Linked DNA regions of Mus musculus: region 2 is linked to region 1. Evidence: chromatin loops called from intact Hi-C (ENCODE). Cell type or tissue: gastrocnemius. All regions are shown on one strand. Links, peaks and the distances in the headings refer to the core of each region. The heading gives the core; the rest is flanking DNA.

Region 1 (15,019 bases), core at 5,043-10,042:
CTGGAAAGCTAAGCGTGTCCTCAGAACCCATGTCTGATTTTAGAAGAGAACTAGAATTCCAGAAAGGTCAAATAACTTGCAAAAAACCAGGGACTCGTTTTTCTAATTCGTAATCCACAGCATCTTTAATAGTCATATTTAAGAGTGTATCATCTGCTGGGCGTGGTGGCGCACGCCTTTAATCCCAGCACTCGGGAGGCAGAGGCAGGCAGATTTCTGAGTTTGAGGCCAGCCTGGTCTACAGAGTGAGTTCCAAGACAGCCAGGACTATACAGAGAAACCCTGTCTCTAAAAACAAAACAAAACAACAACAACAACAACAACAACAACAAAAAAGAGTGTATCATCTTACTGTAACATTTTAAAGAACTAACAATATTGTTAGGTCTCAAAGAAACCTGAGACAAAAGGTTAACGGAGGTGCCTATCTAACATATTAAAGGCCATAACGGCCCCCCAATCAGAAGTGTACCAGGCTAGATGCCTCTTTCTTGCCTCTATACATGCTTGCCTAAAACTAGGCTCAGGGCTCCACTTTCCAGCTGTGTCAGGGTTGGCAAGGAGCCCAAGCTCAAACTTAAATAAAGAGACCCTAATGCAATTGCATCAATATCTGCTCCTTGGTGGTCTTTTGGGGTCCATGAACGTTTCCTGGCAAAATCATCACTGTGACAGGTGTTCCCTGATTGACAAGCAGCCTAGGAGGAAGATGCTGTGACCCCTGTGTTTCCTGGCCTGAAAAAATATCCTGAATTTGGAAGAAAGCAGCTTCTTGCAGAAAGACCTCCAGTGGGTTCTAGAGCATTGGGGGTGCAGCCCTAGATTATCTGTTCTGTTGTCCTCAAGAGCTCATCAAACAGCAGCATCCAGAGAAAAGGGAAGAGGAGGCAGAAAGTGGAGTTGAAGAGACACTAGACTTGGGACAAAGGGGGAACATGAAGGTTCCACACATGACAAAGTGCTTGAGGTGACAGGAAGAAGACTCATATTCTTTCAGGACCCATGGTTTCTGAATTCATCTTGGGAGATTCATGGTTACAGGATTCATGGCTGTGGGATTTATGGCTGCTAGATTCAGGGTTCCTGGATTAACGGCTGCCAGGTTCAGGGATGCAGAATTCATGGTTATAGGATTCATGGTTTCCAGACTCATGGTGTCTAGATTCATGGCTACCAAACTCAGGGTTGCCAGACTCACGGTTTCTGGATTCATGGTTCCCAGATTCCCAGCTGACAGATGTCCTCCAGATGAAGTGGCAGCACCTGGCACTCCCACCCGATGGAGTTTGATGTTGCCAAGACGAAGCAACCAGATCAGTGGGTGCTGGACCCCAAGCTCCAGAGTCACCAGGAAGAAGAAGAAAAGGAGGAGAAAGGGGGAAAGGAGGGAGGAGGGGGAAGGGAGGGGGAGAGGAGAGGAGAGGAGAGGAGAGGAGAGGAGAGGAGAGGAGAGGAGAGGAGAGGAGAGGAGAGGATGCCCTAGCTGGAGAAACACTGGCATGGGTTACTTCTGGAAGCCTTAGGAAACCTTTGGCCAAGCAGGCCTGCTGAAGCTCCTAGGTTACCTGAGCCAGAACCAGGAGGCCATGTAGAAGCAAAGCCACCAGCAGGTAGATGGATCAAGGAGTCCCCGAAGAATTAAACCTGGTTTCCCAATAAGGAGTGGGGTCTTGGATATCTGGAGCCCTGTGTGTCCTATTCATTCATTATCTTTCATTTCTTATACCCTAAACCTGAGCTCCCTGTATAGCACTCACCCTAACCCCTTTCTTGCCTACTGCTTCAGTTGAGGGATCCCAGAGCCCATGTCCCTGCCAGCTCCACAGACCTGCACCTCTTCCTCAGCCTTGGCTGAGATGACCATATTTCTTTCCCAGAAGGGGTAGAATTGAACTTTTGATATTACAATCTAGCTTTTGCCTCCTGCCCAGTGTAGCAAGACTGGCTATGTAAAAACGTTATCCAGACCCCTGCTTTAAGTCCTGAGCAGTGTGGTGAAGAGTACAGCTTTAGGGAACAGTTAGACATACCCTATAGGTCACAGTTTGTGCATAAGCCTGTCTTGTCAACCCCAATAATAAAACAAGTGCCTAGGTTTATAAAAACCAGAGAGAGTCCCGCTGACTGTAGCCAATAGAGTGGAAAATTCAGAGAGTACCTAGGGAATTTCTCTACCGCCTCTAATATAGAGCTCAACTGAGTTTGAAGTATTCTGGATTCTATTAATGAAGATAGAAAAAGAAGGTTCCAAGATTACATGTTGCCCAAAGACACTAGGAAACCATTGAAAGTACCTTACAACTGAAGTTCAATAGATAAATTATAAATATCTGGTTCTTTTCTAAATCAACAATCTTGTTTCATGTCAAAAACCTTTACTTCCAAAAAAGAAAAGAGAGAAAATAGGATAGAAAGAAAGAGAGAGAGAGAGAGAGAGAGAGAGAGAGAGAGAGAGAGAGAGAGAGGAAGGAAGGAAGGAAGGAAGGAAGGAAGAAAGAAAGAAAGAAAGAAAGAAAGAAAGAAAGAAAGAAAGAAAGAAAGAAAGAAAGAAAGAAATCTTTACTTTAGGGAGGGCTTAGCTGTTAAGGGCACTAGCTGCTCTTGAAGAGAAACTGGATGTGGTTCCCAGTACCCACAAGGATTCTGACATACTCTTCTGGTCTCTACAGCAATAGGCATGCACATGTTACACACACACACACACACACACACACACACACACATACACACACACACACACACACACACACACACACACACACACCAAGAGAGAGAGAGAGACAGAGAGAGACAGAGAGAGAGAGAGAGAGAGAGGCAGACCAACACTCGTGACAAGAAAATAAATTTTAAAAAAAATCTCTGTTTCATGGACAAAGTATAAAGACAAGAAACAGAGCAAATGTTCCCAGTAAGGGTTTATTAAGCTCTTTCATACTTCAGTCCTGAGGGAAAACACATTTCACTTCAGAATTACCACACTCCTGGGGAGATACAATCACTCGTTTTACAAAGTGTCCTCTTTAAAATGTGCTAGCATGAATACTACAGCACTTCATAACATTTGTCTTTCAAACCTGTCACCAGAACATCACTTCTGGCATTTGATCAAAGGCAGTTTTATGAAGCATGAAATTACAGCCTAATTTTTGCCTGTAAAAATGTTCTAGAAAAATGTTAGTTTTATAGATTTTGTAAATTTTTTGAAACAGAATCAAGACAATCTCCTATTTATGATATACTGTAGCTTCATAAACAAAGCACTCCTTTCATGCCATCTTTAGCCAGTTTCTCCCTGAACCCCAAGACGTGACCTGCTAACACACTGTAATCTCTTGCTCTGGAACTTAGTAATAGTCTTGTCCTATGCAAGCCCAGAATTAAGAGATGATTTGGCTAAGAAATGATTTGGCTTATCTGGTCTCCAGTGCTGTGGAAACCTCAGTTTACCATGCAGACATGGCCAGGTCCAAGAACCACACCACACACAACCAATCCCCAAAATGGCACAGTTACAAACACACAAGTCTCTTAAGGAGTTGACCCCAAGTTCCTGAGGAACATGCACTTTGCCAAGAAGCACAACAGCAAGGCCCGAGGAAGATACCAACACTGAAAACACAACGAGTGGACAAGCAGAGGCCATCGGTGGTTAAGCCGGGTGTTCCCTGCTCACCCCAAGCTTGGGAACTGGATTTGAAGCTACACGGCCAAGGACCATAGGCTCTGACATCCAAAGCCCAGGGGTCAAACCAAGACAGAGGCTGCAGCTCCAGCTAAGGCCCAGCTTCAGCTCCAGCTCAGGCTCCCAAAGGTGCCGGGCCTCAGTGAAGGCCTCAGAGAAAAGGCTGCTGCCAACGTGAAGTCAGATGGACTGCTGGGACACACCTACTTACACACTGTAGATGACCAGTGACCTGCTGTTTTTAACTTGAAGTAAGATCTGTTTTAAAAATGAAGAAATGACATCTGTGAGATGAGTTGTTATTATCATATTATTTGCATTTGTCAATGTACCTACCAATAAGGGATCTAATTAAGCAACCATGCTAAATTCACATAATTTACATTTCCATGTATACAAAATAATTGAAAAGCTGGGTGTGGTGATGCATATCTGTAATCCCAGCACGCGAGAGGCTGTGGCAGAAAGATTGCAGGTTTGAGGCCAGGCTAGGCAACTGAGTGAGTTGAAGGCAGCTTGGACTGCATAGGAAGACCCTGTCCCAAGAACCAAAGAAGAAGGAGAGGAGGAAATAAGGAAGAAAGGGAGGGAAGAAGGGAAGGAGAGAGAGAGAGAGAGAGAGAGAGAGAGAGAGAGAGAGAGAGAGAGAGAGAGAGAGAGATCTAACACAGAATATTCTCCAAGAGTTAGGAGTTGAAGAGCATGTTCAACTACATCATAACTTTGAAGGCAGCCTGGACTATGTGAGAATCTATTTTGTGAGAACTGGGGATTGTGGGGGAGATGAAAGAGACTGAGAGAAGGGTCGGCAATTAAGAGCACTTGCTGCTTTGGCACAGCATCTGAGTTCAGTTCCCAGCACCTTCATGATACCATCCATAATACCATTTCCGGGGAGTAGGGGGCAGCAGCTCTCTCTTCTGGCCTCCACAGCACTTGGTATATAGTGGACTGAAATGCATGCAAGCAAAATACTCATGTATATAAAATAAAAACAAATAAATTGAAAACAAAAAAATACCCAAAATAGATTTTTCAATGTATGTGTGGTGAACACAATGTATGCATATTCATGTTTGCATACACACGGACACATATGCATGCAGGTACATATATATATATATGTGCATGTAGAGGCCAGAGATTGACATTAGTTATCTTCTTTGATGGCTCTCTACCTTATATATTGAAGCAGAGTCTCTCACTTGAATTCAGAGCTCTAGCTAGCCACCTTGCTCCAGGGATATCCCCTGTCTCTTCCTCTTGAACACTGAAATTACAGATGGACCTGGATACCCAGCAGTTACATGGGCTCTGGAGATCTGAATTTCACACTTATGTGGAAAGCACTTTTACTTGCAAAGCCATCACCCCAGTCATATGATACATTTTTTTTTTTTTTTTTGGTTTTTCGAGACAGGGTTTCTCTGTATAGCCCTGGCTGTCCTGGAACTCACTCTGTAGACCAGGCTGGCCTCGAACTCAGAAGTCCGCCTGCCTCTGCCTCCCAAGTGCTGGGATTAAAGGTGTGCGCCACCATGCCCGGCATATGATACATTATTCAATGAATAGTCAAATGTATACTTTCATCTAAGGACTGTGGATACATTTTTATTTGGAGGAGTCCTGAGATAGGTGTCGCTCCGTGGTAGATCACGTGCTTCGCATACGCCATGAACTCATTCTCTACCACTATGAGGTGAAAATACTGTGAGGTGATATTTAAGAACATGGGAAAGTTAAGCTGGTGCCCAACTAGAACCTTCACCACTGCTGACTAGTACGGTGCTGGAAAGGTATTCTGGATGTTCCTGGAGGTGAAGGGTGATCATCAATATTACCCAGCCATAGACCCTGCCATTTACAACAGGAATGCCTGCAAGACATATTTGTATGTTCCTTCATTTACTGACCGGGCCAGGGTAGAAACGGCTGTTAGAAATCAAACTAGGCTAGTGGGAGAAACTGTGGCAATTTTGAGAGTAATTAGACATTTTACGCCTTTATCAGAAACAGAATTTAATGGCAATTACCAGACTCAATACAGTTGCTGTTGCCAGGGTACAATGATGTCTGCAAACTATAAAGGGTATACAAAATTAATGCTAAGACCAATTTTTCTGTCAAGCTTCCTTCCATGTTTCTTTGGCTTCTGAGCGACCATACATAGAAACACAAAGAGTACTGAGTACTTCACTGCCTGAAGCATTTGGTCTCTCAGGAATGGGAAGGCGCATCGTGCTTCAGGAGCCATGGACTCTAAACTGAGAAACCTATGCTGCATGACTCTCAAGGCATCTATGCCAGGTCAACGCCATGGGTCCCTGCACATATTGGTGCAATAGTGACGTGCATGCTATAGGAATAACAAACCATTTTCTGTGTGGATTTAAGGTCTGCTCAGTGAGACCATATCTGACACTGCTCAAATGGCCAAGAACCTGAGACTAGATAGTTCATAAGCCTAGAGGTAAAACTACTACTATGATTCTGCAAAGGCCAATAAAATACTCATCACGACATAGCGCTATACCCCTAAATCACTGCATTATTCAAGACTCATCAGAGAAACTTCTTACAGTAGGAAGCAACTAACAATGGGCAGAGAGTGAATCTTTGGAGCACTTAGCCCTAAATGGGACGCCTTCATCAAACCCTTTGCCTCAAGGATCAGGGACCCATTACCCAAAAGGAGGCAGAGAGACTCTCAACAGCCAGAGGTGGCGGATGACTCCAAGAACTGTGTCATCCAAGGAACAGACACAACAGGACTAATAAATATATGAATGCAGAGGCCGATAACCCTCATAAGACCCGTTGGGGTTCAAGCCTGAGGAGGTATTTGCAGTTGAATTCAACCTGCAGAGAAAGGAGACAGCAGTTTTCTTTAGTAGAGTGGCACTGGTCTATCAGCCAGACTTTGGGGAAGGGACAATACCCAGGAGTAGTTGACCAATATAAATTGAATTCCATGTTTTTGTGTCTGAGCTTTTTGTTTCGTTTTGTATTGTCTTGGCTTTGTTTGTTTTTTCTTACTGGTTTCTTTTTTGTTTCTTTTTCCTTTTTTCTTTCTTTTTTTGAGAAAGAGAACATGAAGTTCGGTGGGTAAGGAGGTGGGATCAGAGATGCGTTCGGGTAGGGGAAAAACGATAAAAATAATTTATTGTATATATATATGTATATATATATATATATATATATATTTTTTTTTTTTTTGGTTTGGTTTTTCGTGACAGGGTTTCTCTGTGTAGCACTGGCTGTCCTGGAACTCACTCTGTAGACCAGGCTGGCCTCGAACTCTGAAATCCACCTGCCTCTGCCTCCCAAGTGCTGGGATTAAAGGCGTGCGCCACCACGCCCGGCTTTACATAAAAAAGTTTAATACGGAAAAACAAAAACAAAAACCTTCTTCTATCCCGCTGAATTAGTAATTCTACGCTACGTTCACCATCCAGGATGGCATCTTAAAGGTCAGATCTTAGCGCTGTCTAGCGCGCAGCTGACACAATTTATACACTAAAGACCTCAAGCCTTCTCCACTTGCTCTCAGCCAAAACAGCTAGGAGCCTCCACCTTTACTTTCCCTTTCATTAGCGTCTCCCAGACCCGCCCCACTTCCGCTCTGGTGACGTCTTTTCCGCGGAGAAACCCCGCCCCGTTGTCACTGAGGTCACGGCCCGCCCACTTCCCTTCGGAGCCACAGAAGAGTAAGTACCAGAGTTTGGCGCCAACTGGAATCTTTTTTTCCGCCTTCAATGGCGGGAACTGGCTGTGTGCGCCGAGACGTGCTTTGCGTCTTATCTAATTGGTTGTCGGCGCTCGGTCCCGCCCTGGCGTCCTTACCGTGAGCTGCGATTGGTGGAGACGGCGGAGCGCCTGGCGTCCGGACAGCGGCCGCTGTGCGGGGCTGGCCGGCCGGGTAAGTTCCTGAGGGCCTGTCGCGGGGCTGCTGGGGAGAGGCAGCGGGGTGCCGCCTGGGATGGCTTACGCTCTGGGCGAAGGGTTGTGCCTGGCTGGGCCTCGAGGAGCCAGCTGCCGTCCTCGGGGAGCGCCCCTCGGAGCGTCTCGGGGGGCGCTGGGGCGAGCACCCGGAACATCGCCGGGTCTACAGCGCGCCCCTCCCCTCCCCCACCCGTGTCTCCCAAGTCCCTACTGCCGAGCTCTCGGTGAGTGTGGAGAAGGGGCTGTCCCGAGGGTCGGGCGATCAGTGACAGGGGCAGTTTCCCAAGCTGAAAGCTTGAGAGAAGAAGTTGTTTATGTGCTCTCCGCAGCGCCTCGAACCATCCCTGACATGGGAATGTAGAATTCTCAGGAAGCATTAGTGCTTCAAGGATCCTCTTGGCGGTCTTTTCTCGCCACACCAACACCAAACTTCTCGCTGAAGGCCTTTCTCCTATGAGCTTCAACCCCGCCTTGGAAGGGACTAGGCCACTAGGCAAGACTTCTTGGCTCTGTTACCATACCCCAAATTATTTTTTTTCCATAGTATTTCCTGCCATCTTACGGGATATGTCCAGAGATTTATGTTTTAAGGGGTGTTTTTGATTTTTGACATCTGACTGGAATTTATCCCAGCTCTCCACTTTCTAGCTGTTGGCTGCAGCAGATTTTCTAATTGGCTCTGTTAGGTTCCTCATCTATTTAGACGGGATAAGGAATAATATAGACTTGATAGGAGCTTCAGGATAATTTAAAGGAGTACTTAGCGCACTTATATCAATACTTGACTTGTGTAATGTATGCTGCTTTTCATGCCTGTCTCATCCTCAGAACCTAGAGTGAGATTTGCCTCTTAGCTTTTGCCTGGTTGTTTTCCTTCTACAAATGTATGCTTTTGTGTATTGAAAAATTTGAACTTCATACTGCTTTCAGAAAAGATTAGATGACCCCTTTCTCTATGCATTTGCTTATGAATCTGTTGAAGCTGTTTATCCTTCCAGATAATGGTTATCAACCTGTAAAATTTTTAAAGAACATTTTGGTGCTAGGGACTGGCCTTTTCAAAGCTGTGAGGACTGCACACTACTGAGCAACCTTCCTAGCCCAGCAGCTGTTATTAATCAATCATTAGCTTCTTGGTTTTTAAAACTTGGCCTCTGCATGTTTCAAAGGTGTACCACTCCTCTCAGTAGTAACTCAGATGGGAGATGAGAAGAAGTATAGAAAGATCTCTCTCACTCCTCTACCTTTCATATTCTCTCTCTCTCTTTCTTCTCCTATCTTCCCACCCTGGGAGACTCACTGACTTGTAATTTTTTTTTTAATATACCTGTCACCATGATGCTAATGAGCCCCAAATCATCTTAACTCTCCTTTTCTTTTAAGAAAAATCTGTTAGGGATCCAACTCTATTTCTAACCCAGACCGACATTTTCACCTGATTGTTGTACAAGTGATTCACCGGGTCTTCTTTATTTCTCCATTACCATTAAAAGAATGCCTTCCACCTTATCAGAGGTAGAAATTTCGGAATCATCTTTAACTAATTTGGCATTTCATTAGCTTAACAAATTATTTTATTACTTACTAACTACTAACCGCTATGCCAGACAGTGCTAAGAGCTGATGATGGTGGGGAACAAAACAGATGACCCTTGTCCAACCTGGGCCTGTACTGTCAGCAAGGTGGACGTGTTTTCTCAAATCCCACGGGAATGTAGAGTTGAATTTAAATGTAACTTTAATCACCTGATGTAATTGTCATTTCCGAAGCTTACTGCCTGAGTCCTGAAAGCTTCTAGCTGCTGTACAATCTAATCTAGTCCTGGAGTGTTTTCAGCCTCTGAGACTTATTGCTGAGTAAGCTCATCTTTTCTCATTCTTTCTGACCTGTCTGGCTTGTTCTGTCTTCCTGTGTCTAGCTTGTTCTTTCTCTCGCTCTCTCTCTCTCTCTCTCTCTCTCTCTCTCTGCAACCTGTCTCTGTACACCTGTCCCAGTAAAGCTGCTTTCTCTCCTTTTTTACTTTTTTTCTCTCTGCACTGCTCTTTTAGTAGCTTCCCTTTCCTCTCTACTCTTGTGAGAGTTGAGCATACTCTGTTCTGTCAAATCTTTCTCTGATTCAGCACTTTGCCACTCAATTGGACACCGCTTTCAAACATGGGTGCTTCCTTTTACAAACTCTACCTTCATTTTTGGAATTACAGGAGTGTACTGAGGGCCTGTCTGTATTCCAGCCAGAAGAATTAAGGTGTGTGCTAAGGGCCAAGACACACAACTAGAAACAGAGCTTTTCAGTAAATACCAAGAGCCGGCGTGGTGGCGCACGCCTTTAATCCCAACACTTGGGAGGCAGAGGCAGGCGGATTTCTGAGTTCGAGGTCAGCCTGGTCTACAAAGTGAGTTCCAGGATAGCCAGGGCTATACAGAGAAACCCTCTCTCGAAAAACCAAAAAAAAAAAAAAAAAAAAAAAAGGTAAATAACAAGATCCTGGGTTTGCAGTGTGATAAATATTCTGCAACAGTTGAACTGTGGAAAGAAGTCCTCTAGGGAAAGGACACAGTGGTATAAAGATATAGAACAATGTGAGGTGAAGTGGCGCACACCCTTGGTCCCAGAACTGAGGAGGCAGAGGCAAGTGAACTCTAGGTTTGCACACTGCCTTGTGTACAGATTGACCTCCTGCATGGCCAGGGCTACATGGAGAGCCCTGTCTCAATGCTCTCACCCATATGCTCCCTAAAACCCAAAGAAGAACATATCAGAGGTCCTTACCTAGTGGGACGACATTGTGCCTAGGGGACATTACTTTGGCCAAAATAACAGTTAAATAATGGTAGAGTATTGAGCAGACAGTCTGCACTTTTCAGAGTTGCTGACCGGGAGAGAACAAGTGTGCTCATAGAGCTACTCATGTGATCTGCGTAGGCTGCTGGGGGTTGGAGAAGAACCATGAACAGAATAACACTGGTTCAGTGGTACAGGACTGGCATGCAAGACCTCTGCAGAACTGTTAGCAAGTGTGTTCATTGTCCTGATCAGCAAGGAGCACCCAAAGGTGGTTAAGCACAGCAGGAGCACGGTTAGATTGCTGTTCTGAAGACAGCTCAGGGTGGGTGGGATAGCTTAGCCAGTAGCTGATGCCAAACCTGACAAGCTGACTGAGGTTGACACACATAGTAGAAGGAGAAAATAAATTCCCCCAAGTTTTCTTCTGACCTCCATCTGTACAAACACAATAAACAAATACAAATACATATAATACATAAATAATATATATTATAAATATTTTTATATTTTATATTGTATATATAATATATATGTATTCTAAGGACAGCTCAGGTTTTGTTATAAAGGAAATTTCAAATCAATGAGTGGACATTTGAATAGGTTTGCATAAAATACAACAGCTTTCCCACGGAAATCCCTCAGAGCTAGACTTTGTCTTTTGCTAAATTCATGACTCCTTATTTGTCTTGCACAGTTTTCTTATGCTTGTTTTGAGATAGGATCTCACGTTGGTTCCTGATTCAGCCTTGCAGCTGCTGAGACGAGATGTGTATGCCAGTGTTGGATGATCTTTGCTGTCTAGCTCCTGGCTACTAGCATCTGCAATGTGAATTTGATTAGCCTCTGCTTTAGAATTTTAGTGATCTCTCCAGTTGCTATGGGAGAGAGTTCAAGTATCTTAAACATATAAACTGTTTCTTGGTTCTCTAAAACCTCACATTCTGATCTTGCTTTCACACATTTTAAACTATGAACATTTCATATCTGGACTCATTTAAATATGTGAACTCATAGTAGACTTGGTACAGAGTAGATCTGGTGAGATGGTATCAGAAAATGTCTACAAACAGAATCTTCAGAATTTTGGAATTTTGGAAATAGTAAATAATAAAGGTGGCTAGAAAGGTACCAGTTTAAATCAAAATAAGGAATTTGGGCAAAATTCACTAGATGTTGGCAGGTTATGGGAAGGTTTTGAGCAAGAATTGCTACAGGCAGTACTTCTGTGAAAGAATTAGAATTGTTTGTAGCATGTATTTAGCAAACTAGGTAGCAACAGTAGGGCCTAAAGCACATTGAAACAGCAGTAAATGAGGGCAAATGGACAGATGGATGTTACAGAGGTGATGTCAGTAGTCTAGAGTGTGAGTGTTATTCATAAAAATAAAGATGTCAGGTGATCAGATGCTGATAGGTAATATTCTGGACTTCATGAATATGTAGTTTCAGAGGAATGTATTTGTTTTATTTTTTTGTCGTATTACTGACTATTGCTTTATATCTTTGTATAAGTAGTTCTTAACTCTCCAGTACCCTGAAGGCAACAGGCATTCTGTCACCCTTACCAGTCTTTTCCCTCTTGTATCCTATGTTCCTCCTCCCTCCATCAGCAGTTAGTCCAAGGAGAAAGTCTATGCTAGAGTAATTAAGTCAAGGTAAGATAATATCTGAATTCATAGCCTTTGGAAATTATTCATACATTTGTGTAAGTGCCCAAAGGCATTTATAGTTTGTTACTGACCTTGTAATAGATAGAACTTTTCCATGGGAGATGAGAATACCTAGGCCATGAGTGAGACCAATAGAGTCATCATAAAAATAAACTATGGGGCTAGAGAGATGGCTCAGTGGTTAAGAGCACTAACTGCTCTTCTAGAGGTCCTGAGTTCAAATTCCAGCAACCACATGGTGGCTTACAACCATCTGTAATGAGATCTGACACTCTCTTCTGGAGTGTCTGAAGATAACTACAGTGTACTTACATATAATAAATAAATAAATCTTAAAAAACCCAAAACTATGAACTTAAAATTTCTGGCTCCTGTAGTCTTTTTTTGGGGTGGGGTCAGGGAAGGTTGCCTTGTTTTGTAGTAAGTATTTGTGTTCATTAGTATATATTGAGTATATGAAACTCAGTCCTACCTTCAAGTCATCTGTTGTCTAACTGGTATCTGTTGGTTACAGTGCTGTTATTTAAATTATTTAAAAATTAGATGGGCAGTGGTGGCACATACCTTTAATCCTGACATTCAGGAGACAGAGTCAGGAGAATCTCAAATTCCAGGACAGCCTGGTCTACAGAATGAGTTCTAGAACAGCCAGGGCTACATAGAAAAATCCTGTCTTAACCCCAAACCCCTCCAAAAAAAAAAAAAGGATTGAAAAATCAGTTCATTATGGCCCTGAAAGATAGCTGATTTCATACCTGCCATCTGTAAATATATAAAGCAAATATGACAAAGAGATTGTAAAGTTGTAGAGATATGTTTAAGGATTTTGCTTCGAGGCAGAGTGTTATGTATCCAGGCTGGCCTTCAAGTAGTTGAGTGCTACTTCACAGAGTCTGCCTCTGAGTGCTGGGATAATAGGTAGGCTTTGTGTATGATAGGCAAGCACTCTACTAATTGGGCTACATTTCTTCTCATGACTAAGAATTTCAAAGTGGGGAGATTTATCCTGAATTCAAGTGATCGCAGAATCTGTTACCCAGGTTCTATTGAGAGGAATAGGTAGAGAGGTGTTAGGATTGTCCATGTGATGATAGGGGCCTAGGGAGAGCGTAGCAGGCTAGCATGCAAATATAGTTATGGAAGCAGCCATTGGAGAAGAAAGGAGATGGTAGGTCTTAGACTCTGAAGATGGAGAAAGGAGGCTCCAGACCAGGAATGCAGGTGCTTTTAGAAACTGGAAAATGTGAACAGCCTCTCTCAAACCCTATAGAACCACAGCCCTGATGACAGCTTGATTGTAGACCAGTAAGATTTTTTTTGGTAGTAAGGACTGAAACCAGAGCATTGTGCTTGCTGATTATGTTGTGCCACAGAGCCATCTTCCTCATCCCCTAATACAAACACACACTCACACATTCAATACAGATACAATTTTTGAAAAAATCTATAGTTAGTTGAATTTCTGGATTCTAATTTAATGGTTATAGAAGGCAAAATATACTTTTTGGGATATTTATTAGGAAATACATGTCTTTAAAATTATTTTTATATTTTGTATGTATGGGTGTATGTACAGCTGTGCACTGCATGCATGTCTGGTGTCCATGGAAGCCAAGAGGGGGCTTTAGACCTTCTGAAAGTGAAGTTACCGATGGTTGTGAGCCACCATATGGGTAGATTTTATCCTGACTGATTTAATGGCTCTGGCTTGTTTTATGTTTGTTTAATTTTGCACAGAATGTGAAGAAAACCAGGCTTACACCCTTGTGAAACAAAGTGGCTCTAGAAAGATAAGAGGTGGGGTGGAGAGAGTGAAGATCTACATGCAAGTCCAGATTCCTTCTCAGGGTTGCTGTGTGCTTTGGCCAGTACTATTGTGTGGATTCTTCTTGAAGTGCCCCCTCCCCTCCTCCTCTGGGGAGGGGGGGGAATGCAGTGGTGGTGTGTGTGTGTGTGTGTATGTGTGTGTGTGTGTGTGTGTGAGTGTGAGTGTGAGTGTGTAGCTTTGGCTGACCTGTAACTGACAGATCTACCTACTTCTGCCTCCAAGCCTGGCTTTCAGTACTTCTCTAGACACACAACACCTTTTTTTTCTTCATTTGCCTTTCATTCATTACTACTGAATTTAAACTTTCTAAAAATAATTTTAAAAGTGATGGTGTCACGTGCCTTTAATCTCAGCACACAGGAAGCAGAGGCTGGCAGGTCTTTGAGTTTAGGCCACCCTGCTCTGAGTTCCAGGACAGCCAGAGCTACACAGTAAAACTGTGTCTTGGGGGGGGGGGGAGGGGGGAAAGAGGGGGGAGGGGCTTGCTTGCTTTATTTATATATTTTGTTTATTTATTTATTTTTAGATTGAGTCTTGCTATGTAAAATAGATTGACCTGGAACTTTCTATGTGGACAAAAATGACTTCAAAGTCTTAGTCCTTCTGCCTCTACCTCTGCCTCTGCATCAAGTACAGGCTCATGGCATAGCTCTAAATGCAATGCATACACCTATGTATTGTGGAGTGGTTATTTCTTTGCATATGTGGGTCCTGGGGGGTTAAATGTATAGGTCATGAGGCTTGGTAGCAAACATCTTTACTGAGACAACTCACTGGCCTTCTAAAAGCAATTAAAGAATTTAATTTGCATTTGTTTGTTGCTTGATGACCTGAGCCCTCAGGACCCACACGGTGTAAAGAGAGAATAGGCTCATGAAAGTTGTCGTCAGACCTTCATATCAGTACACCATGGCATGTATGCACAACTCCCTTACCAGTAGATACAAGTTTTAAAAAAGTACCTTTTGCCCATTTTCTATGTACATATGCATGTGCATTTGTATCTTTTTTTTTTAAAAATCATATATTTGTGTGTATGTGCACATTTGTGTGTGCTCGAGTGTTCATGTGTGATGTGAGTGTAAGCATGCATATGCCATGTTAACGAGCC
Region 2 (15,019 bases), core at 4,344-9,343, 690 kb after region 1:
GCTGTGAACAGACACCGTGACCAAGACAACTCTTTTAAGGACAACATTTAATTGGGGGCTGGCTTACAGGTTCAAAGGTTCAGTCCATTATCATCAAAGTGGGAGCATGGCAGCATCCAGGCAGGCATGGTGCAGGAGGAGCTGAGAGTTCTACATCTTCGTCTGACTCCCACATGGTTAGGAGGAGGTCTCATTGCCCACCTCCACAGTGACACACTTCCTCCAACAAGGGCACACCTCCTAATAGTTCCATTCTCTAGACCAAGCATATACAAACTACCACAAATACCTTGGCCATATAGTTAGGCTCTTCTCTGACTAGCTGGTAACTAAAATAACCCATTTATTTTAATCTACATTCTGCCATGTAGCTAGTTACCTATGCTCAGGTACCATGTGTCCATCTCCTTAAATATTCTCAGGTAGATCTTTTTGTGCCTGCCTCTATCCCAGAATTCTTTTTGCCTGCCGAATGTTCCACCTTCTAATGTTCCCTAACTAAGTCATAGGCCATAGACTTTTTAATTGACAGGTGATGTTTCCATACAATATACAAGATATAATCTCTACAGTTGCCCTTTTTGTTCCAATGAAAGGCTCTTTTTCTTTCAATTTGAATACAATTTGAATGCAATTATAACAGTTATGAAAAAATTGTGAAGACTAGTCCATTTAAATTTGGCAGCTTAGATAAAGTATTATCTATTCTATCTTGGTAAGTTTACAGTTCTATATCTAAATAATTTTCTATCCTAACTTGTATTACCACCTTAAAAAAGATCTTTACAGATCTAGAACATCTTAAATTCTAAACAACTTAAGCTTATAGTAAGACTCTATCTAGTCTTCAACCCTATCAGAGACCCAAGATAGGTTAAATATGACCTGAATTTGCAGGAAGTGCAAGCAGCAGCTTCCAAGACTAAGAACTGACAGCTTCCTGCACAGCTACCCAGAATTGACTTTAAAACGTAGGAGCATCCATCTTCAGCCTTATACTCAGTATATCTGACAGACTTTTTTGTGAAGCAGGAATTATGAAGGACTTGCTTAGCCTGTATTGGCAGAGCTTGGTGGTTGACTTCACTGTATCTGTTTGTCCTTTCTGTACAGACTTGTCTGTAGTTGAAGCATAGGCATTTTCTTTGCCCAGTGATTAGCTTGCCACAGTTGAAGCTATTTCATATGGAGGTTATTGGTGCTCATCATCTTTGAAGTGGCATAGGGAACAGACCTGTCTCATAGTCAAAAGTTCTTTTAAAAATGAAACAGTTGGGCTGGTGTGATGGCTCAGTGGGTAAGAGTACCCGACTGCTCTTCCAAAGGTCCAGTGTTCAAGTCCCAGCAACCACATGGTGGCTCACATCCATCCGTAACGAGATCTGACGCCCTCTTCTGGAGTGTCTGAAGACAGCTACAGTGTACTTACATATAATAAATAAATAAATCTTTAAAAAAAAAAAGAAACAGTTTTAAATGCCATATTCTGTGGATCTCTGAGGTTTTTGAAGACCAACTATCTATAGTATATCTGAACTGTCAAACATTGTTTACTCTTAGCTATTTACTATTTGAATAACTTTGAAACCATCTTATTGTAAATAACTAAACTAGCATCTAATATGACCATGAGTTTGACTGACTAATAATCTAATAATATCTAATAATTTGTAACTTGCATTTTTGCATTTTTATCTTCCCTAACAGTTTTCAATAGCAGCTTTTAAAAGGACTAGAACTTTATATTGCATCTCTAAAAATTTTATAAGTACAATATCTCAAATAAACATTAATAACATATATATATATATATATATATTATGTGTATCAAAAATAACCTTAAATTTGTATCAATATACAATAACCTATGCCAATGTATCAAAAATAACCTTGTTTTTGTATCAATATACAAAAATCTGTACCAATTTAACAAAATATAACCTCAATTGTGTATCAAATATAAAAATCTTTACCAATGTAAGATCATGGTTATAAAATGTTTTTCTAGTTTAAGAATAGATTCAATAATCTACCCTCATTTGTCTAATTTTTAAATAATATTTTATAATATTTCTATATCCCCCATTTTTGTTTTTAACCCTCTTCCCCTTATCTAAGAAAGATAGAAAATAGGAAAGAGATGAGAGAAGAAATCCCTGAAACTAATGTCCCTATTTTGTCTCCTCCCTGTCCATGCTTTGCTTTCCTGGAACTTGCTCTGTAGTCTGATGGCTATGCAGGCCTAGACAGTACAGCTGAGCTGTCTGTGGTGGATAGGATGCAAGTGAGCAGGCTCTGTAGGAGTGGGCTCAGAAGAAATGGTCCTGCTACGTGTCTGCTGTGAGGTGGAGTGGGTACAGGGGGATTACCCTCTCTGCCTCGTCCCTCACCACTTGTAGTAGTTGGGAGAGCTGCCCCCATCCCTTGCCAGCTGACCCACTTGGGAGAGTGGGCTCTGAATCTTGCCTGTGCGATATAGTGTTGCTGGCCCTGATGGTGAAGGCATGGGTGAGTCAGCACCATTGTGTGAGAATAGGAGAACTGGTCCAACCCCTCATTAGGTGCAGCTCTTGGGAGAGTGGCAAGGACCAGCCTCAGCTTGGAGAGGGGTCCCTGAGGAAGAGGTGTTTGGGAGCAGTGGAAGAAAGGGCTGGAAGTCAGTGATGGGGTACAAGCTGCCAGCTCTGTGTTCTGCTGGAGACAGCTTTCTTTTTTCTTTTGTTTTTTTGAGAAATGAGTGTGGAAGAGCTAACCTTGCCTTCTGCTGATGGTGGCACGGGTGGCCTAGCTGAAACAGTGCTGGAGAGCTTGCCCTGGTGGTGTGGATAAGGGCTCTCTGGTGGGGTGATCAGCTCTGTTGCAGTTCCAGATCCAGGGCTTTGAGTTGGCCCACCCCCAAATCTACACCATCTGTGAATTGTTGGGGCACATGAAAGGTCCAGTCTTTTGGATCTAAAACTGCAGGATTTCCATGACATAGGACAACAATAGAATAGTCAGGAAGAGAAAGCAGTATTGTCAGTGTCACAGAAGCCAGAAACCTCAAACTAGACCAACGACTCACTGCAGTGAACATTTACAAGTGAAGATGTGTGGACAGAAGGATGTACTGTGGGACACACTGTGACACACTACAGCTTCCACGATGAGCTGTTTTCTATGCTTTGTGTTATTTATTTTGCTGTGTGTTTTCTCTTTTGGCTGGAGGTTCCAAGGGTGGAGGGTAGATTTGAGGGGACGGGGTCCATGATGTGAAATGATAAATCAGTAAAATGTTTTAAAAACCCCAAATTTATTTGGAGACAGAGTCTCACTATGGAGTCCTGGCTAGTCTGGAACGCTATATGTAGACCAGGCTGCCCCCAAACTTAAGAGCGCTGTTTGTCTCTGTTTCCTAAGTCTAGGATTGAAGATGTGAATCTTTACACAGATAATTTTTTTAAAAAAAAAAAAACAAAAAGATTTGTTTAAATATGTCTGTATGAGTGCCTGGATTTAGACATGTTAGTACCATGGCAGAAGTATGGAAGCCAGATGATAAGTTTTGGAGTTAGTTCTCCACTTCTGTCAGACTTGAGTGGCAAGTAGTTTTGCCAGAGGAACCATTGTTCCAGAGGAACTACAGCTCCTTGTGCAGTTCAAAGAGAGAATTTGTGCTTGTGAAGTCAGGCTGTTATATTATAGCCAACTTGCCACTGAGAGGTGCCTACTGGTCTTATAAACTTGATATCACCTAGAGTCACTTGAGAAGGGCCCTCAAGGGGAGACTGTTTAGATTCGGTTAGCCTAGAGGCAGGGCTGTGACGGTTTTTCTCAGTCTGGTTAACTGTGGTAGAAAGACCTACTCTGAATACAGGTGGCGCCATTTCATGGATGGTCCTCAACTGAATAAAAAGAACATAGTGAGCTGAACACAACCACGCAGGAACTGATTGAAGGAACTGACTGAAGGAAGCTTAGGGCAGAGAAAACAAACAAAGTAGGCAATCTGTAAGCAGTGGTAGATTCTGGGAAGAGGGGGCCGGAGATCAGCAAGACAGAGAAGGCCCGCGGCATTACGGTTAGGCTGCAGACGCTGGCAAGCAACTTCTCGGATCCTGGGATGTTGTGTGACAGACATTTGCTGGGGAGACACAACACATATATTTCCTACCCTCCAAAGGGAGCCCACGACAGAGTCATGGGTACACTTGTTTCCAACTTGGTGAACCAATGAGGTTTTAGTGAGGTCACTTACAGGAGTGTGAGTCAGCGGTTAGTGACGAGGAGCAGGGGTAACTCAAAACGCAAGGTTAGAAAGCCTAGTCCAATGTGGGTGACGATTCAGAAAATCTACAACCCCGGCGCTTTCTACCGAGCTCATACGCAACTCTATCATTGACTATCTTTTCTCATCCTATCTTCCCGCAGTGTGGGTAGCAGCCCTCAGGTGTCTTCCAATTTCCTGTTTTCAGATAACTGTTCACCTCCTGAGGCTCAAAGGTCTCACACTTTGTGTGAGTCTTTCAACTTGGAGGGAATGTTTCAATTCTGAAGAACCTGTCACATGACCGGGGCTTTACAGAGAGAATGAGATTGTCTGTAATGTCAGGGTAAGCAAGCATGGGTACGATTTCGATTTTGACCAATATTAGAAAAAAAAAAAGGCAATCAGAAGGAAAGAAAAGTTATGCTTTTTTAAAATTAAGAAACAGGCAGAAAGCAGAGAGAATTAGTGAAAATCTTTAAGTAACTCTATTACGGGGGGGGGGGGGGAGGACTTTGGGTATGTAAATACAGTATCTCATTAGGGGGAGAATAAGCAGAAATTATTCCTTCCAACTCCTCAGCAGGCCTGCCTAGGCAAACTAGCAGCTCTCCTGGTCAGATGATTGACACTCTAAAGGGTGGGATCAATAGTAAAAAAAAAAAAAAAAGCTGTAAATTTAGTCAGATTGTGCCTCCCTTCACCTAAGGCCAGAGGTAGGATTTAGATTTATTCTTTTGAGCCTTCGTTTGATTACTTTTGTTGTCACTGTAAATCAAACCCTGGTTGAAAGCTCCTTCGGGAGGAAAGGATTTCTTTGGCCTTTTGGTCCATCAAGAAAGGAAGCAAGGGCAGGAGCCTGAAGGCAGGAACTCTGGAGAAACTCAGGCTGACATCCCTGGCTTGCTCAGCTAGCTTCCCTATACAGCCTTGCCAGTTGATTTTGGTGTTCAACCTCCTGGTTGCAAGTCCCTAGAAAACCTCTATCTTCAAAAATTAAAAAATTTTTACATTACAATTCATAACAGTAGCAAAATTAAGTTATGAAGTGGCAACAAAAATAATTTTATGGCTGGGGCCCCATATCATGAGGAGCTGTATTAAAAGGGTCTCGGCATTAGGAAGGTTGAGAACCACTAACCCATCGGATCAGGAATGGCTTGGCTCTCTGCCATTGATTAGTGTCATAGTTTGGGGTTCCATTGCTGTGAAGTCACACCATGACCAGGACAACATTTAATTGTAGCTGACTTACAGGTTCAGATGTTCAGTCCATTATCATAAAGGCATGAAACATGGCAGTATCCAGGCAAACATGGTGCTGGAGAAAGCTGAGAGTTCTATGTCTTGATCCAACTGCGGCTAGGAGGAGACTGTCTCTGCCAGACTTGATCATGTGCGAGCGTGCGTGCGTGCGCGCACGCGTGCACACACACACACACACACACACACACGCACGCACACACACAGAGACCTCAAAGCCCACCCCACAGTGACACACTTCCTCTAACAAGGCTACACCTCCTCCAATAAGGCCATACTTAACAGTGCCCCTTCCCATGGGCAAAGCACAGTCAAACCACCACAATTAGCAATCAAGAAAATGCCCAATAGACAGGGCCACAGGTCAATTAGGTCCTCAATCGAGGTTTCCTCTTCTCAGGCATGTCAAGTTGATGACTGAAGGGATTATAAGGAAGAACCAGCTTGCTCCTAGTGGCCCACAACCAAGCTTATAGCTACAGCTTTTCATATGGTGTTTTAAATCTCAAGAATGGGCGAAGCCGGGTGTGGTGGCGCAAGCCTTTGATCCCAGCACTCGGGAGGCAGAGGCAGGTGGATTTCTGAGTTCGAGGCCAGCCTGGTCTACAAAGTGAGTTCCAGGACAGCCAGGACTATACAGAGAAACCTTGTCTCGAAAAACCAAAAAAAAAAAAAAAAAAAAAAAAAAAAAAAAGGTGAAAACCAGCAATAAACAAAACAAACAAACACCACATCAAAACCATCTGCTCCAGAAATGATAGTCTTAAGGCTTCTGGAACTAATTTTTGATGTTTTATGGGTCGTCGGAAGCACGTCCCCTACACTTCGCCAAAAAAAGAAAACTCATTTATAATAACCTAGACTCTGGTTTTCCGGACTTTTTGATGCAGGTAAAGGGAGGATTCTCAAATGACCCAGATCCAGCAGAGACATCAAATTTGAGCTATGATTAACGGAAAAGCACTTTTTCACCTGTGAAATACCCTTCTGAATGTAGCAGGTCAGTCCACAGGTGGAAAGAAGCTTGGATTCCTTCTACTTTGGGGGTTTCTCCGGTTTAGATGGAAAAAAAGAGACACCAGTCATTAGAGTACTCACAAAGGCAAAACAGGGGCGGGGCGTGGCAGAGGCCGGCGCCCTGAGATACAGGGGCGGGGCTGAAGGGGGCGGGCCAGGTGGAACCGCCTATCTAGTTCTCAGCAGCTTCCCCTCCCTCACTTGGGCGGGGCTTCCATTTCGCCTGACCTCGGAAGAAAGGGGGCGGGCCCTTTGGGGCGGAAGTCGCAGTGCATTGTGGGTTCGCCGGGAGCCGCGGAGTCGAACCTGAATGAAAGTGGCGCGCCGCTGAGGACCCGGGTAGAGCTGCTGCCGTTGGGGTCCGGGCTGGTTTGCTGTGGAGCTATCGGCGAGGCGGCACAGACATGGCTTACAACAAGATCCCGCCGCGGTGGCTGAACTGTCCGCGGCGCGGTCAGCCGGTGGCAGGTACCCGGGAGGGGGCTGCGGGAGGGTTCGAATCTCACTGCGCCGGCCGGGCCTGGGGGACCGCGCGCTTGGTGGTCGCCAGTCGGGACTCCCGCAAGGCGGAGGAGTGAGGACCGGAGGTGGACCAGACGCTTCTAGAGCTTAAAGTTTGTGAACCTCTTTGTGATATTTTGGAGACTGGGTCTCGCTGTCTTGGCGAGACTTGTTTTCGGAAAGAGAGTAGCTGGGTGTGAGCCTGGAAATTGAAGGAAAGCTTAAAGAGACGCGAGGCTGGATAGCGGGGGACTTTTGGTTTTGTTATTAAAAATTGACTTTTTGCGGAATGTTGCCATCTTGAGTTTGACGTATAGTGGACTCATCCCCGAACTTGCGAGCTGGGATTATAGGCTCGGGTCACTGCTTGGCTAAAAGAACAGTGACTTCAAAGTGTACAGTTTGATAGTTTTGGACCACACACATGTATTCCAGGGAATACACATGAAATAACGGAGGCACAGTTCTCTGAATCCGTGGAGACATCGCACATGGTAACTTTAAAGGACCAGGCTCCACAGTTACCAGCAACCGGGTTAGATAGCAATTAGGAACTTTGTCTGCTGGACCTAGAAGCCAAAAACATTTTTGTGATTAAAATTGAGGAAGGAATACAAGTTCTGTTTTCACAGGATTTACTCAGCTATAGAGTAATTATCGGGCAGGTGTTTGCAAAGATCTGCTAAGTCTCCTTATCGGAGTTATGAGACATAAGCGTTTCCTTTCTCTCTTTTTAGCTATCTGAACACCAGGCAAAATACAGTGAGCTGTGGCTCCCTATTGAGGAGCTAGCTGGTACCCACACTCTCTTAGAAGCCCACACCCTTGCTTTCTGGTTGTCTTTATTCTGAGTGACTCTCTTTTTCTTTTCTTTCTTTCTTTTTTCTTTTTTTTTTTTTTGTTTTGTTTTGTATTTTTTCGACACAGGGTTTCTCTGTATAGCCCTGGCTGTCCTGGAGCTCACTTTGTAGACCAGGCTGGCCTCGAACTCAGAAATCCGCCTGCCTCTGCCTACCGAGTGCTGGGATTAAAGGCGTGTACCACGCCCGGCTTTTTCTTAACTCTTGAGCTAAAACCTGTATATTAAAACTGTAACTTTTTGTTTTAAAGCTGTGCTGGGTAACACAAAGCAGGAAGTTTTAGGATGGAGCTTATGTGAAGATTTCAGCACATATAGGAAGAAACAGTTGTGTTATGCGTGGGTCAGGATGTGGTGGTTAACTGGGTATCTTTTCTGGCGTCATTTGGAATTAAATTTAGGGAGTCTCAGAATTTTTGCCACCTTCAAAATTTCTTGCTCCCCCCTCTCTTATTTATGTTGCTTTACATTATGTGGATGTAACACTTGTATGAACACTTGTACCCATGGCAGGAGATTCCAGTAAGCACCAATTATGTGGTGACAGATAAATGGGAGTGGTGGCATTCTAAGACTAACAAGGACCCACGGGCTCTGCTGCTACAGTTCGTCTCTAGACCTGGCCATGCTGACACCAAGTCATGGCCAAGTAACTTGCTTTAAACATGAGTTTTAGGAGCGTGGGAGTTGTCTCAGTGCTGCTGTTCCAGAGAACATGAAGAGTGGCGCACAACCACCTGCAGCTCCACTTCCAGGACATCTGATTGCCTCTTCTGGCTTCTTCTAGTACCTGCATACATGTGGATTATACTCATAATTATCACATGCACACACATACATAAACCTTCAAAAAGGGGAGTTTAAACATAAAACCCATACACGTTTAAATCTCATGCTCTTGGTATGTGTTCCATTCAGTTTACCTAAAACACTTCACCTTAATATACAATTTTTTTTCTTATGTAACCCACTGTGTGGCTGCCTAGAGACTGTTTGAGCATATGGACATAGGGAAAATATTATGACAGCTTCCACATAGTAGTCTTTCTATACATTGTTGTATGAAACTTCTGTAGTCCTGTTGATCTGCTTTCTGTCATTGATGGCGTACATCCTTTAATAAATGCAAACATCATGCACTCTCACGTTGTGTGTGTTTGTATGGCTGGCCTTGAACTATGGCCAATGTAGTTTGAGGATCAGCTTTAATTCCTGATCCTGCTTCTGCTTCCGAGATGTCGGGAACAAATATGCCTGCCCTTCCCTAGAGCCCCACTTTTTAAAGGGCGCTTGAGTTGGTCAAATAGCTCCTTCTATACTCGTCAACTCCACTCTAGCTTGTCTTTTCATTCTCCCAACAGTTTTGCATTTGCAGGGTGTGGTGGGACGGACCTTTAATGCCAGCATACGAGGCAGAGGCTGGTGAATCGAGGCCAGCCTGTCCTAGGTAGTGAGTTCCAGCCAGCTGGGGCTGCATAATGAGACCCTGCCTCAAATTTAGAAAAAGAAAAAGTGAAAGTTTTAAGCTTTAACTAACTTGCAACTTACTGTTTTTTTTTTAATGAAGAAAAAGGTTTTATGTGTATATATTAAACATATTTTACAATATTGCCTAGCAGTGTATGAAATTGTTAGAAGCAGAGATTCTGCGCTTGTTTACGTTGATTCTTCTATTTTGTATTTTGTAAGCATTCCTTAAGATTTCATATGAAATCCTCAGTCAATAAAGCTATATAAACAGTTAATAAAAGTGATTGAAAGATTTTAAGCAGAGATGGTGGCATATGTGTGTAATTCCCAGCATTTAGTATTGGTGTGAGTTGAAGGCCAGTCTGGGATACAGAGTAAGACTATTTCAAAGGGGAAAAGGATAATTTAAAGCTCAGTTTAGTAGCATATACCTATAATTCTAGCATTTAGGAGGCAGAGGTAGGACCATTCTGGGTTACATAGGGAGACCCTGTCTGAAAAATAAAAAAGTTTTAAAGAAACTCAATTCCTTGAGTAAAAGAGAAAGACAATTTAAGCAAGTTGTAGTACGAGCAAGTTTTTTTTTTTTTTTTAAAAAGGAAACTTTTTTTATTCTCAGCATATTTATATGTATTTTTGGTTATAATGATGTTTTTTGATAGCTGTATTATCTTCAGTCAAGTTGACCATTCTATTGTGAATCTTTTAAGAAATATTTATTTACTTAGTGATGTTGGGATTGAACTTGGAGCCTTACACATACTCGTCAATTATACTACTGATCTGTATTCCTATCCTTCATTTATTTGTGCGTGTCTGTGTGTGTGTGTGTGTATATGTGTGAGACATGTGTAGGTCTGTGCTCAGAGGTTGGACATCTGACACATGTTGAACGTCCTTGAGAAAGGGTCTCTTCCTACACTTGGAGTTAGGTTGGGAGCCAGCAAGTCCAGGGACCCTTTGTTTTTACTTTCCCCTCAGGATTATGATACAGCTGTGGTACAACCACACCTGCTTTTTTGAAAATGTGAGATTTGAACTAAGATCCTTATACATGTAAAACAAGGATCCTTTTATTCATTGAGCCATTTCTCCAGCCTGAGCCTTTTTTGTTGTTGTTTTGGAGTGAGGAGCTTGGTCCAGTTTAGCTTTGAATTTGTGAAATTTGTGAATTCTTTTTATATTTTATTTTATTTTATTTTATTTTATTTTATTTTTTTGGTTTTTTGAGACAGGGTTTCTCGGTAGCCCTGGCTGTCCTGGAACTCACTTCGTAGACCAGGCTGGCTTCGAACTCAGAAATCTGCCTGCCTCTGCCTCCCAAGTGCTGGGATTAAAGGCATGTGCCACCACACCCTTTTTTTGAGACAAGGTATTTTTTTTTTTTTTTTTATTGAGACAATGTTCTTTTGTAATAATGTACTTTGATCATGTTCACTGGTCTGCTACTCTGTCCTTTCCCCCCTTCACTATTCTTCTTCCTTATCTTAGATAGTCCCTCTTCTACTTTTTTTTTTTTTTTTTTTTTTTTTTTGGTTTTTCGAGACAGGGTTTCTCTGTATAGCCCTGGCTGTCCTGGAGCTCACTTTGTAGACCAGGCTGGCCTCGAACTCAGAAATCCGCCTGCCTCTGCCTCCCGAGTGCTGGGATTAAAGGCGTGCGCCACCACGCCCGGCTCCCCTCTTCTACTTTTATGTTGTTGTTTTTTTAAAATCTAGAATTGCATATTATAAAAAACATTTTGGATTTGAACACCTGTTCTATGCAAGAGCTGCAAGTACTTGTAATTCCTAAGCTGTTTCTCCAGCATGATTGAATTTTAGTTTGAAGTAGGATCTCACTATGCAGCTCTGGAACTCAGATGAGGCTGGCCTTGAGCTTGCAAAGATCTGCCTGCCTGTCTCCTAAGTGCTGGGATTAGAGGTATACATCACTATGCCTGGTTCAACATTGGTACTCATTTTTTTAAAGATTTATTTATTTTATGTATGTGAGTACACTATTGCTTTTGTATTGTTTCAGTTGGAATAGTGTCCCCACTCTCTCTTTGAGACATCAAGAGACTCTACTCAGCTTCCCTTGTACTTGGGTAGGGACAAAACCAGGAGTGTTGATACACACACATCTGTAACTCCAGCAGTGGGAAAGAACAATTTGGCAAAGAGTTATCATTATTTATCATTATTTATCCTCCAGTAGTGAAGACTTTATACATAGTTAAGAGAGAGGAGGTCCAGGGCAGAACCTATAGAAAGCTGTCATCTAGAAGTTGGGTAAAGAATAAAAGAGGGATTAAAGGAATGGAGGAAGAAGGGCTGAAAGGTGTTAGTTGAGTAGGAGATAAGAGTCTGATATCCACCTGTATTCCCAGCCATCAAGAGACAGAGGCAGGAGGATCACAGATTCTGGACTAGTGTGTGCTGCATAGTGAGACCCCATTTCAGAAAACCTAAAAGCAGGGGTTGAGGGGGAGAAGAAGCCCAAACCCCATAAGTCTTGTGTTACTTACAGAAGGCAAGACAGTTTTTCAGGAAGGGCGTTGGGTACATGAAATGCTGCTGAGATGTTAAGGTGCTATAGTTGTTGACAACTGTGAAAAGTGTCTTTTCTGCCTCCCAGGATGTAAATCACTTTTGGAAGGAGAGGGATTTAAAGGTGTGGGGAGAGAATTCTAATTAGACTGCATGAGAACTCAACATTAGTTGTGAATTAGGTATATTTATGAACAGGTGAAGTCATTACAGTTTTGACTACATGTTCAAATAAATATTTGTTTTCATTTTTTTTTCCTCTGTATTTGGAGTCAGGGTTTCAATATTTAGCTCAGGATGGGATGAAACTTGATATATAGACCAGTTTGGCTGTGAACTCACAGAGCTCTGCCTGCCTCTGTGTCTTTAACTCTGGGGTTAAAGGAGTGCCCTACCATGCCTGGTGGGTTGTAGATGGGGCTCAGTAGTAGAACACTTGCCCAGGATATTTAAGGGAAGAACGAAAAAAGAAAAAAAAAAAAGAAAGAAAAAGTTGTGAGGACTGAAAATGAAGCACAGTCAGGGAGAGTGAGCTTGGGTCTTGTTCTTTTCTGGTCATGTCTGTTCAAGGTTCTAAATGTGTCTTGTGTTTCAGTGCCACTTCCTGCCTAGCTTTGGAGATACTCTGTCCGGATTGTACCGAGTATTTCCTGTGTTTTTAGTCTGCATCTTACTTCTTAGGTATAGTGTCTTGTGTCGTTCATCTTGAATGTTGTGGTCATGATCGTTCATTTTCTTCTTTATTATTTGGATGTAATAATTCCTTAGCCTTGTCTTCACTCATTGATACTTTTTCTTTCAGTTGGTCTATTGTGATGCTTTCCATTACTTTTTATTTGATCCATTGAATCTTTGAGCTTTGGGTTCTGGAGAAATGTTTCTTGTTTCTTTTTGTAAGAAATGTTTCTTGTTGCTCTTGCAGAAAACTCAGGTTCTGTTCACAGCATCCACATGGGAGCTCACAACTGTCTGTAACCTTAGTTCCAGGGGATCTGTTGCCTCTTTGTCTCCTCAGGCACTAGGCATGCATGTAGTGTACACAAATATACACAGGCAAGACACTCTTGAAATGAAATAAATCCTTAAGAAGAAACACAGACAATTGTGAATCACCACAGTTGGCTCTCTCATCAACAAAGCCGAAACTGAACTCTTGCTTGCCATTCCAGACGTTTTCATACTTTTGGATTCAGTTTGGAAGAGCTGTGCTGCCATGCTTTTTTCACGTTTCTAAGTTGTTTATGCTGTGATAAGTACAACTATTGGTGACTGGCACTTCTGTCTTCAGTTGGAGGTCTTAGCACTTTGAGGGTTCAGTCCCTATTACTGCTCAGATAGGAAGAAAACTGCTGTAATAGCAGTAACATCAAATCAAACTAAGAGAAATACAGTACACATCAACAAGACTGTATATGCTGTCAATTAGTATAAAAATATGAAGATAAAAATTGATAATGGGGCTATTGAGATGGCTCAGTTGGTAAAACTTACTGCTAAGCTTGGCTCTTTTAAGTTCAGTGTCCAGGACCTACATGGTGGGAGGACAAGAACTACAGTAAGCTGTCATCTGACCTGCACATGCAAGCTGTGTGCACACACATGCACATAAATAAATACATGTAACAAAAATAAAACAATACTGTTGTCAATTAAAACCCTTAATTACATTTATTTAATAGTAGCCAGGTGAGAGATGAGTGGTACCCGATCCCTTGAGCCCTATTATCTAGCTCTAGGCTTGCTCTTTAGTCCAGTGGAGCCTTGTGGGACCCTAAGAGCACCTGCCTCTCCATGCAAACCTTCGGGGGCCCCAAAACTAAACAGCTTGGAGCCCTGCCTCACCACCCATCCTAATTGGACCTGCCTGCCATTGAAGTAAGTCTGCCTGGGACAGCCTGCAGAGACAGGAATCTAGTATAACTGGCCACTGAGAGGCTCCATCCTGCAGCCAATGGAAAGAGATGCAGAGAACCACACCCAAACTTTAGATGGAGCTTGGGAAGTCTTAAAACTTGTGTCTATTTGATTAAAAAAAGTTGCAGTTGAGCGGGGCGTGGTGGCGGGCGGCTTTAATCCCAGCACACGGGAGGCAGAGGCCAGCCTGGTCTACAAAGTGAGTTCCAGGACAGCCAGGGCTACACAGAGAAACCCTGTCTCGAAAAACAAAACAAAAAACAAACAAACAAAAAAGTAATTGGCTATCCAGATCCATCCCCACTCCCACATGCTGAAGATTGGACCTCTAGCCTTCTGCATTCTAGGCAGTACAATATTAATATAGTTTTATCCTGTGTGAGTTCTAAGTTGAGTAGACTGAATTTTCTCTGTAGCTCAGGTAGACCTTGTGTTTCTCTCCTTGTGCCTCATCTTTCTGAATGGCTGGGGTTATTGGTTTTTATCAGCAGGCTTGGCCGGTTGTTTCATATATTTCTGAGTGTCTAAGTAAGTTGAGAAACAAGACCTGACCATTGAATTTAGCAGTGTGGTGGAATGTTCATTGTTGATTTTTGAGTTTTATAGAAAACAAAAGTTAAAAAAAATGTCATATTTGGGTGAATGGTATTTTTAAGACTAAATATTTCAGTTATTTATTGTTATTTTTCTTATTATTTGAAAATGTAAATTAGTTTAAGTAGTGGATTAGTTAGATTTCTGTCATTGTGACAAAATTTCTGAGGTAATCAACTTACAAAGAAGAGAAGTTGCAAGCTGAAGAGGTGGCTCAGTGGTTAACAGTATTGTGCTACTCGTACAGAGGACCCAGGTTTGGTTTCCAGGCCCACTTGGCAGGTTACAACTGTCTCTAACAGTTCTAAGGAGTCTGAGTCTTATTTTGAATACCTAGGGCACTAGGCACCCATGTGCAAATAAATACATGCAAGCAGACAACATGTAAAATAAAAATAAATACTTAAAAAAAGAAGAAAGGCTGTCTGGGGCTGGTGGTGTACACTTTTAGCCAATCCCACCTACTCAGGAGGCTGGTCACATGCCCAAGGCTAGCCTGAGTAACATAATAACCCTGTCTCGAAATTAAAAACAAAACCAGACAGGGTTGGGGAATGCAGCTCATTGTTAGAACACCTCACTAATATGCACAAAATCCTAAATATAGTCTGTAGCACCACAAAA

What was found. Hi-C counts contacts between places; a loop is a spot of excess contacts. Peaks named below come from ENCODE experiments on the same cell type or tissue, not always from the same donor. Only the 100,000 strongest peaks of a DNase experiment are listed, where the experiment ranks them.
Region 2: it touches region 1 in a loop (3-fold over the local background); 1 of 42 quality-filtered maps calls a loop at or near these places.

The regions. Positions count from the first base shown.
Region 1 is chr4:32,607,892-32,622,910 of GRCm38, forward strand. Casp8ap2 (caspase 8 associated protein 2) reads left to right here and starts at 7,579. Exons shown (of 11, transcript NM_001122978.2): 1 at 7,579-7,601. In gastrocnemius, for the core only: no CTCF peak of the experiment used is centred there; a DNase peak (open chromatin) is centred at 7,429; H3K4me3 peaks cover 1,801 bases; H3K27ac peaks cover 1,589 bases.
Region 2 is chr4:33,303,531-33,318,549 of GRCm38, forward strand. It overlaps Rngtt (RNA guanylyltransferase and 5'-phosphatase), which reads left to right and starts at 6,781. Exons shown (of 16, transcript NM_011884.3): 1 at 6,781-6,994. The coding sequence starts at 6,931. In gastrocnemius, for the core only: no CTCF peak of the experiment used is centred there; DNase peaks (open chromatin) are centred at 5,447 and 6,752; H3K4me3 peaks cover 1,729 bases; H3K27ac peaks cover 1,380 bases.